Linked DNA regions of Homo sapiens: region 2 is linked to region 1. Evidence: chromatin contacts called from ENCODE Hi-C or POLR2A ChIA-PET data. All regions are on one chromosome and are shown on one strand. Each heading gives the region's core, a stretch centred on a gene start or an enhancer-like site at or near the end of the contact. The rest is flanking DNA. Distances are from core to core; before and after follow the strand shown. Region 1 has its middle 13 kb from the start of THG1L. Region 2 overlaps CYFIP2 (cytoplasmic FMR1 interacting protein 2).

Evidence for each region. A loop is a pair of places that touch in the nucleus more often than their neighbours do. ChIA-PET counts read pairs that join two places held with the same protein, here RNA polymerase II (POLR2A). Pooled maps may share reads with other maps.
Region 2: a pooled map shows a loop between it and region 1 (6-fold over the local background). The contact joins two enhancer-like sites. A Hi-C loop is called at or near these places in 1 of 168 maps with a recorded cell type or tissue (chondrocyte) and 6 of 50 pooled maps. POLR2A ChIA-PET finds 5 or more read pairs at or near these places in 4 of 52 experiments (AG04450, BJ, T-cell and 1 more).

Annotation. Positions count from the first base shown.
Region 1 is chr5:157,716,893-157,720,797 of GRCh38, reverse strand. No RefSeq gene overlaps it. Among named protein-coding and RNA genes, the nearest start is that of THG1L, 13 kb to the left of the region's middle. Within about 2 kb of position 2,122, at least 3 of the 41 ENCODE cell types and tissues checked have a DNase peak (open chromatin) inside an H3K27ac peak, as active enhancers do.
Region 2 is chr5:157,383,797-157,387,719 of GRCh38, reverse strand. The region is part of intron 28 of CYFIP2 (cytoplasmic FMR1 interacting protein 2); the gene reads right to left. The region is part of intron 1 of NIPAL4-DT (NIPAL4 divergent transcript); the gene reads left to right. Among named protein-coding and RNA genes, the nearest start is that of FNDC9, 40 kb to the right of the region's middle. Within about 2 kb of position 2,560, at least 15 of the 41 ENCODE cell types and tissues checked have a DNase peak (open chromatin) inside an H3K27ac peak, as active enhancers do.

The sequences.
Region 1 (3,905 bases), core at 873-3,372:
GGGGTTTAGTAATGCAGTTTTAAATGAAACATGCTGCTTTTGGATTAACACCGCTAGTAAAGTAGAGGAAAATCTACAGGTACTTAAAAATCAAATCAGCTGGGCATGGCAGCTCATGCCTGTAATCCCAGCACTTTGGGAGGCTGAGGCAGGCAGATGACCTGAGGTCAGGAGTTCGAGACCAGCCTGGCCAACATGGTGAATTCCTGTTTCTACTAAAAGTACAAAAAATTAGCCGGGCATGGTGGCACGCACCTGTAATCCCAGCTACTCAGGAGGCTGAGGCAGGAGAATTGTTTGAACTCGGGAGGCGTAGATTGCAGTGAGCCGAGATCACACCATTGCACTCCAGCCTGGGCAACAACAGCAAAACTCCATCTCAGAAAAAAAAAAAATCAAATCATAATTATTGACAGGCTCAGGAAAAATGACAGCTTCAGCTCTGAGTGGCTACAATCCCTTTTTAATAAATTCCAGTCTTCTTTATGGAATTGGTTAACCCCTTTTTTAAGCACTCTCTTGCTTATATGTCTTGTATTGATATTTGGAGCCTATATACTCAATACTATAACTCAAATTGTTTCTTCTCACCTAGAAGCAATCAAACTCCAAACGGTGCTGTAAACTGAAACACACATGGAGATGCCATTCTTCTGAGGACCCTTAGATCCACCCCAGGAGGAGCCCTAGCTGCTGTTCCCCCATGTGACTCCCCTTTTCAGCAGAAAGTAGCCAGAAAGAACCATAACCCAAAACCCTCTAACAGCAGTTAGTGTGGCATCTCCATAGCGGGGAATGTTGTAGGAAGAGAGGTCCTTGGGAAGTTTTCTTTTTTTCTTTTTTTTTTGAGACAGAGTCTCACTCTGTTGCCCAGGCTGGAGTGCAGTGGCGCAATCTCGGCTCACTGCAAGCTCCGCCTCTCAGGTTCACCCCATTCTCCTGGCCCAGCCTCCTGAGTAGCTGGGACTACGGGTGCCCACCACCACACCCGGCTAATTTTTTTTTTTTTTTTTTGTATTTTTAGTAAAGACGGGGTTTCACTGTGTTAGCCAGGATGGTCTCTATCTCCTGACCTCGTGATCCTCCCGCCTCGGCTTCCCAAAGTGCTGGGATTACAGGCGTGAGCCACCGTGCCTGGCCAAGGGAAGCTTTTGTTTTTTAAAGCATCTCTGGAAAAGTTTCTCTTAAATCCCTGGCTCTTAGCAGCAGCCCACCAACCTTTGATATGCAAATACTGACCATTAGAAAGTGGGCCCACCCAAACATGGAGATTCCTGTGGCCTTCCTGCCCTTTCCCCACATGTTCCTGGCAACATGGCCACCTCCAAATATCCCCAGGAGTGTAGAACATCATGGCGCCCTACATTTGCATATTAAAAGGCTAGGGTGGGAGGGTCAGCTTTTTTACAGGCTACGTGAATGTCATGCCTAGTCAAACCAATCCCTTGAGCCCTGTGCAAATCAAACACCACCTCCAGCCTCTGCATATATACCTGGCTGGTGTCCCTGCCAGGTGGGGACCTCCTCTTTCAGCTTTGGAGCCCCCATCCCTGTGTCTCTGTATGGGGGAGCTTCTTTCTTCTGTCTTCTCCCTTCCTTCTTACCTATTAAACTCTCCGCTCCTTAAAAGCAAAAAAAAAAAAAAGAAAGAAAGAAAAAACAGGGTTTCCCCATGTTAACCAGGCCGGTCTCCAACTTGTGGGCTCAAGCTATCCGCATGCCAAAGCGCTGGGATTACAGGTGTGAGCCACTATGCCCGGCCCTGAATTCATGATTTTTAAAAATGTATTTTCCAGGCCCAGTGCGGCGGCTCATGCCTGTAACCTCAGCACTTTGGGAGGCCAAGGCGGGCAGATTGCTTGAGGCCAGGAAATTGAGACCATCCTGGCCAATGTGGTGAAACTCTGAGCTAAAAATACAAAAATTAGCCTGGCATAGTGGGGCATGCTTGTAAATCCCAGCTGCTCGGGAGACTGAGGCATGAGAATCGGTTGAACCAGGGAGGAGGAGCTTGCAGTGAGTTGAGATCTCACCACTGCACTCCAGCCTGGGCGACAGATCCAGATAATGTCTCAAAAAAATAAAGTGTATTTCCCAGCTCTGTCCATTGGGTGGAGATAAAATGACACTCCAGAAGCAGTAAGCATCCAGATCTTAACTTCAAATTACCATTCCCCATGAAAATGAAAATAAACTCCTTGAAGAAATGGCTGGCTCCACATTGTGGCAGAGGAAATTCTAGGCGAGCCTGGGACACTGTGTTGTCCCAGAAAGGAAGGAAATGCTCAGACTAATGAGTGTATCTCAAAAAAGATGAGCCAGCTTAAAGGGGTTCCCACTGGCCAAATATGCGATAATTTGGGCATTGATAAAAATAATAACTATAATTGATTGCAATTGTATTGCAATTGTATTGATAGTGCCTGTAATCTTAGCTACTTGGGAGGCTGAGGCAGGATAATCGTTTGAACCCAGGAGGCAGAGGTTGCAGTGAGCCAAGATAGCACCATTGCACTCCAGCCTGGGTGACAAGAGCAAAACTCCATCTTAAAAAAACAAAACAAAACAAAAACACACACGCCAAAAGAACATAATCAGACATATTCAGGATGCAGGGTATTATGTAAGATCACTGACTTGGCTTCTTCAAAAGTAAATTTTATCAAGAAGAACAATATCTTTGAACATGTGTCCTAGGAGAAAAAAGGAAAATGAAAAAGGAGGAGAAACAGGGAAGAAAGAAAAGGTAAGTGGAGGGCTGGGCATGGTGGCTCACGCCTGTAATCCTAGCACTTCGGGAGGCCAAGGCGGGTGGATCACTTGAGGCCAGGAGTTGGAAACAAGCCTGGCCTTGATGGGGAAACCCTGTCTCCACTGAAAATATAAAAATTAGCCAGCTTGGTGGCTCATATCTGTAATCCCAGCTATTCAGGAGGCTGAGGGAGGAGAATTGCTTGAACCTGGGAGGCAGAGTTTGCAGCAAGCCAAGATTGTGCCACTGCACTCCAGCCTGGCCAACAGAGCAACACTGTCTCAAAAAAAAAAAAAAAAAAAAAAAAATAGAAAAGGTAAGTGGGGACTGTTCCAGAATAAGAGATTTAAGAGACATAACAACCAAATACAATGCAAAACTCTTGACTGGATACTGGCCTAAAAACCATTAAAAACAGCTCTAAATTCACTGGGGAAATCTGCAATTACAAACAACCCTAGGTTTTAGTGGTTTGTAAAACAAAAGTTTATTTCCTGTTCAAGTCACTTGTACTGCCAGTTGACTATGGTTATATTCCTGATAGCTGTTTTGATCCCTGTGTCTTACCCCAAAACCCAGGAAATGATTAGAAAAGCTTCTACACCGCACAATGTGCATCTTGCTGCTCACAATATGTTTGCTGAAGCAATATGGCCAAGCGCTAAGATTATAGGGGAAGAGTGTGTCATCTTCCCATAGAGAAGAGGAAAGTGAATACTTTTGAGTAATAATATAATCTATTGCCACTCTTTATTAGTGGATACTAGGGAATTTTAAATTTTACAGGTATGATAATGTAGTGTGTAAAAGACTAATCTTAGGAGACACACTAAGAAGTATTTAGGGATGAGATAGTAACAGTAAAAAAGTAGATTGGTAGTAAAAGCAAAAGTGGCAAACTGTTAACAACTATTGAATCTAGTGGTGGTTTTATGGGTATCCATTATATATTTTTTTAACTTTTCTACATGTTCTGGGTGGAATTGTGACTCTCCTAAAATATGTTGAAGTCCTAACCCATATATCTGTGGATGTAACTTTATGTGGAAGTAGGGTCTTTGCCCTATTGGCTACTGTAAGCAATTAAAATGGGGTCATTAGGATGTGCCTTTAGCCCACTATGACTGGTTTTCTTATAAGAAAACAGAGACAC
Region 2 (3,923 bases), core at 1,311-3,810, 330 kb after region 1:
CATAGTTAGCTAAAAATATCTCTTGTGTTAAAAAAAAAAAAAAAATCCTGAGCCTGTGTTTGAGTCTGTTTGTATTCTCTTTATTTGTTCTTACTCTGTTCTATTTGGCCCCAGAAAGGGCTCCCCATTTCAGAAAGAGAATGTCTGGTACAGGGGAGACGCTCAGTAAATAAAAGACCCCAATTTGTTCTCAAGCCATGAATATTTTGCAAATTAATGCAAAGTTCTGGTTTACTAATTAATCTACTGTGCATTTGGTTAATTTGAATCAGTCCTCAGGGTCAGACAGTCCTGGAAGGGGGAATAGAAAAACTGGCAACTGAGGTTATCAATCTGCAGACAGACTTTGAACTCTGGTGCCCCCCACCCACTACAGCCAATGAAAAGGGCCTTGAATGACACAGGAGCTTTCTCCCTTTCCTTTGAAAAGTGTTTGTCCTTTCCTGGTGGCCTAGTGGTTAGGAAAAAAGAAAAAAAAAGTTCTAAGAAAATAAAAATATTTCATAAACCTCATTACCCAGAGATGAGCATTCTTAAAATATGTATGATTTGTTTAGGTATGTGAATGTATACATGTATATTTAACAATTTGAGTCATATTACTATGTTGCTTTTTTCTTAATATATCAGTAACTTCAACTTATTTCTTTCAATATTGTGAAGGAATGACTACATTTAATGGTCATTGATATAATTCATTTAGTCGTATATACTTGGTTATCTTAAATTGTTTACAAACTCACAATTATGAACAATTCTAAAGACACCATCCTTTTTTTTTTTTTTTTTTTTAAATCTTCGAGACAGAGTCTCACTCTGCTGTCCAGGCCAGAGTGCAGTGGCGCAATCTCGGCTTACTGCAACCTCCACCTCCCGGGTTCGAGCCATTCTCCTGCCTCAGCCTCCTGAGTATCTGGGATCACAGGCGTGGGCCACCACGCCCGACTAATTTTTGCATTTTTAGTAGAGATGGGGTTTCACCACGTTGGCCAGGCTGGTCTTGAACTCCTGACCTCACATGATCCACCCACCTTGGCCTCCCAAAGTGCTGGGATTCCAGGTGTGAGCCACCATGCCCAGCCCACCATCCTTATACATAACATCGTGTGAGCTACCGCTGAGCATTTTGTTAGGATGAATACTTAGTAACTGAAGGGTCAATGAGTATAAATATTGTAAAAGGCATCTGCTATACAGTGGCAAACTATTCTCAAGGAAAGTTGATCCGTGTGCATCTACCTGTGTGAAGCCTGTTCCTTGTACCCTCATGAATACTCCTGTATCCCAGACTGGGCAACATAGTGACACCTCATCTCTATAAAAATAAAAAAAAAATTATCCAGGTATGGTGTTGTGCGCCTGTCATCCCAGCTTCTCGGGAGGCTGAGGCAGGAAGATTGCTTGAGCCTGGGAGGCTGAGGCTGCAGTGAGCTGTGATCACACCACTGCACTCCAGCTTGGGTGACAGGCAAAGACCCTGTCTCAATAATAATAATAAAATTATTCCATTCAGAAATAGTCTTCATCAACTTGAGATGAAAAATTTTAAAAATTTTACCTCATTCTTTGAATGTGCATTTCACTGATTACTGGTAAGGCCAGATACTTTTCCGTGTGTGTTAACATTGTATTTTTTTATGTTGTGAGTTTTCTTTCACATCTTGTCTTTTGGTATGTCTATCATTTTCTCTTTGCTTTGAAAATGTGCTTTATAGCTCGCTTCCTGCAAATACCCTCAATTTGCAGTTTGGTGTTATGTAGGGAGGGGAGTGTTTAACATAGCTTTTATCCATTTCTTTTCTATTCCCCTCGGTGGGGAGTATTTCTCTTTCTGCCCTTCTTATGTGAGTTTAACAAGGGGATAGAGAAAACATTTGTGAAGCTGTGCCGGAATCATCAATATTCCTTCTCTATAACTTTGAGAAGGAATATGTAACAATATTCCTTCTCAAAAACCTCAATGTTTTTTGAATTCTTATGCTTCTATTATTTGCTCGTGATAACAAGAAAGGCAGGTAAAGCAGCTATGATCCCATTACATAGATGGTAAAATAAAGATTGAGAAAAATGGCTTGCACTAGATAATTCAGGGGTGGAGAAGGGACAAGGATCCCTGTCTTTTAACCTCCCCCAGCCCCAAGTTTTTCTTCTTGGTGATAGTGTGGGGCAACAAACCAGGTCACTTCAATTTGTCTCAAACAAATGCAAAGAATGCAATACTGCTCAAGCTTCCCGGCTTTAAATATGTTGCAGACTTCCTCTGTCACCTCCTAGATATCTTACGAGTACCCTGTGCCCAAACCTTCTCAGAAGTTAATATTTTGTTAACTTTTCTTTGGTTCATGGAATGACTAAGTTTTGGACTATTTCTTGAGGAATGGGAGACTTATAAAACTAGCATTTCCTGTCTCACAGAATGTCTAGGCTTTTATTTGTTAAACACTAGGCATTTGACAGACTGAGATTTCTATCAGTCCCAAGGAAATGGTGTTCACCAGAACAGGGAAGGAATTCACAGTCCTCTAAGTGGAAACACATGCCAGACTTCGGAGTGAGAGGCGGGATGCCTGCAGGATGACAGCAGCAGTGGAGCAGACACATTCACATGTCACTCACTGGGTTTTCTCCCTAAAAGGAAATCACTGGAGAGGATCTCCTCTGTTTAGCCTCTGCAGGCCAAAAAAGAAAATGTGTGTGCTCTACAGTATCTGAGTTCTCTCTCTGGTGAGTCAAAGAACCCAACCACCATTAGCTGCTTTTTTTTTTTTTTTTTTTTTTTTGAGATGGAGTCTTGCTCTGTTGCCCAGGCTGGAGTGCAGTGGCATGATCTCAGCTCACTGCAGCCTCCACCTCTTGGGTTCAAGCAATTCTCCTGCCTCAGCCTCCCAAGTAGCTGGGATTACAAGTGCCCGCCACCACGCCTGGCTAATTTTTGTGTTTTTGGTAGAGTTGGGGTTTCACCATGTTGGCCAGGCTGGTCTCGACCTCCTGACCTGAGGTGATCCGCCTGCCTCGGCCTTCCAAAGTGCTGGGATTACAGGTGTGAGCCACCGCGCCCGGCCCCATGATTAGCTTTTAATCACCATTTTCAGAAGGAGGTTGGTGGCATGCGGGGGCCGGGCTGGGGTGGCTTCCTCAGCATGACGTCTGTGCAGATGAGGCTTTGCATCGTGCTCCAAAAATACTTACCATGTTTTGCCAGAAGAGAGGCCACCTTCTGTCCTCCGCTGAGGATTTGAGTCCTTTTGCCCTTGGTGAGAACACCAAAGAGGACCGCCGGAATGCGAGTTCAAAAGCAGATTTCAATCCTAAATCTCTTAAACAGTCAGCATTGGCTTGTCTCACTAGAATACCCTGTTTCTCTTCTAGAATTCTTCCCCTGCCTGCCCCCAAAATGTGAAGCTTGCTGAAATCAACTTGAAAGGAGATAGCACATGCCTTTTGTTTCTCCGCTCTCCCCCTATTTCTCTTCCTTCCTGCTCCCTGCATAATCTGAATTCTCTGAAGGCAGGGGTCCTGTCTTACTCATCTTGATGTTCATCGTGACTCGTACTGGTTTTTAACAATTACAGAATAACATATAAGCTCATTCACCCTTGTTAGAACACTACAGAAAAGGCTGAAGTCTTCTTTCTCTCCCACTCTATTCTATCTCATCTCTCTTCAGAGGTTGCCACCATGATAAACTAGGTAGACATCATTCCAGACATTTTCAGAAGAGTTTTATATGGTTTTGTTGTGTGCATTTAAAAAAAGCCATCATCCTGCATGAACTGTAGTGCAGCTTGCTTCATCCAATTGACTGTGCCTATGATCTATCCACACTGATGCAACAAGATCTAATTTTGCCTTTTCATTATGTATTAAGTACATACGTGATATGCAATAACCTGGCATTTTATTTAATCAATGCTTTACTATTA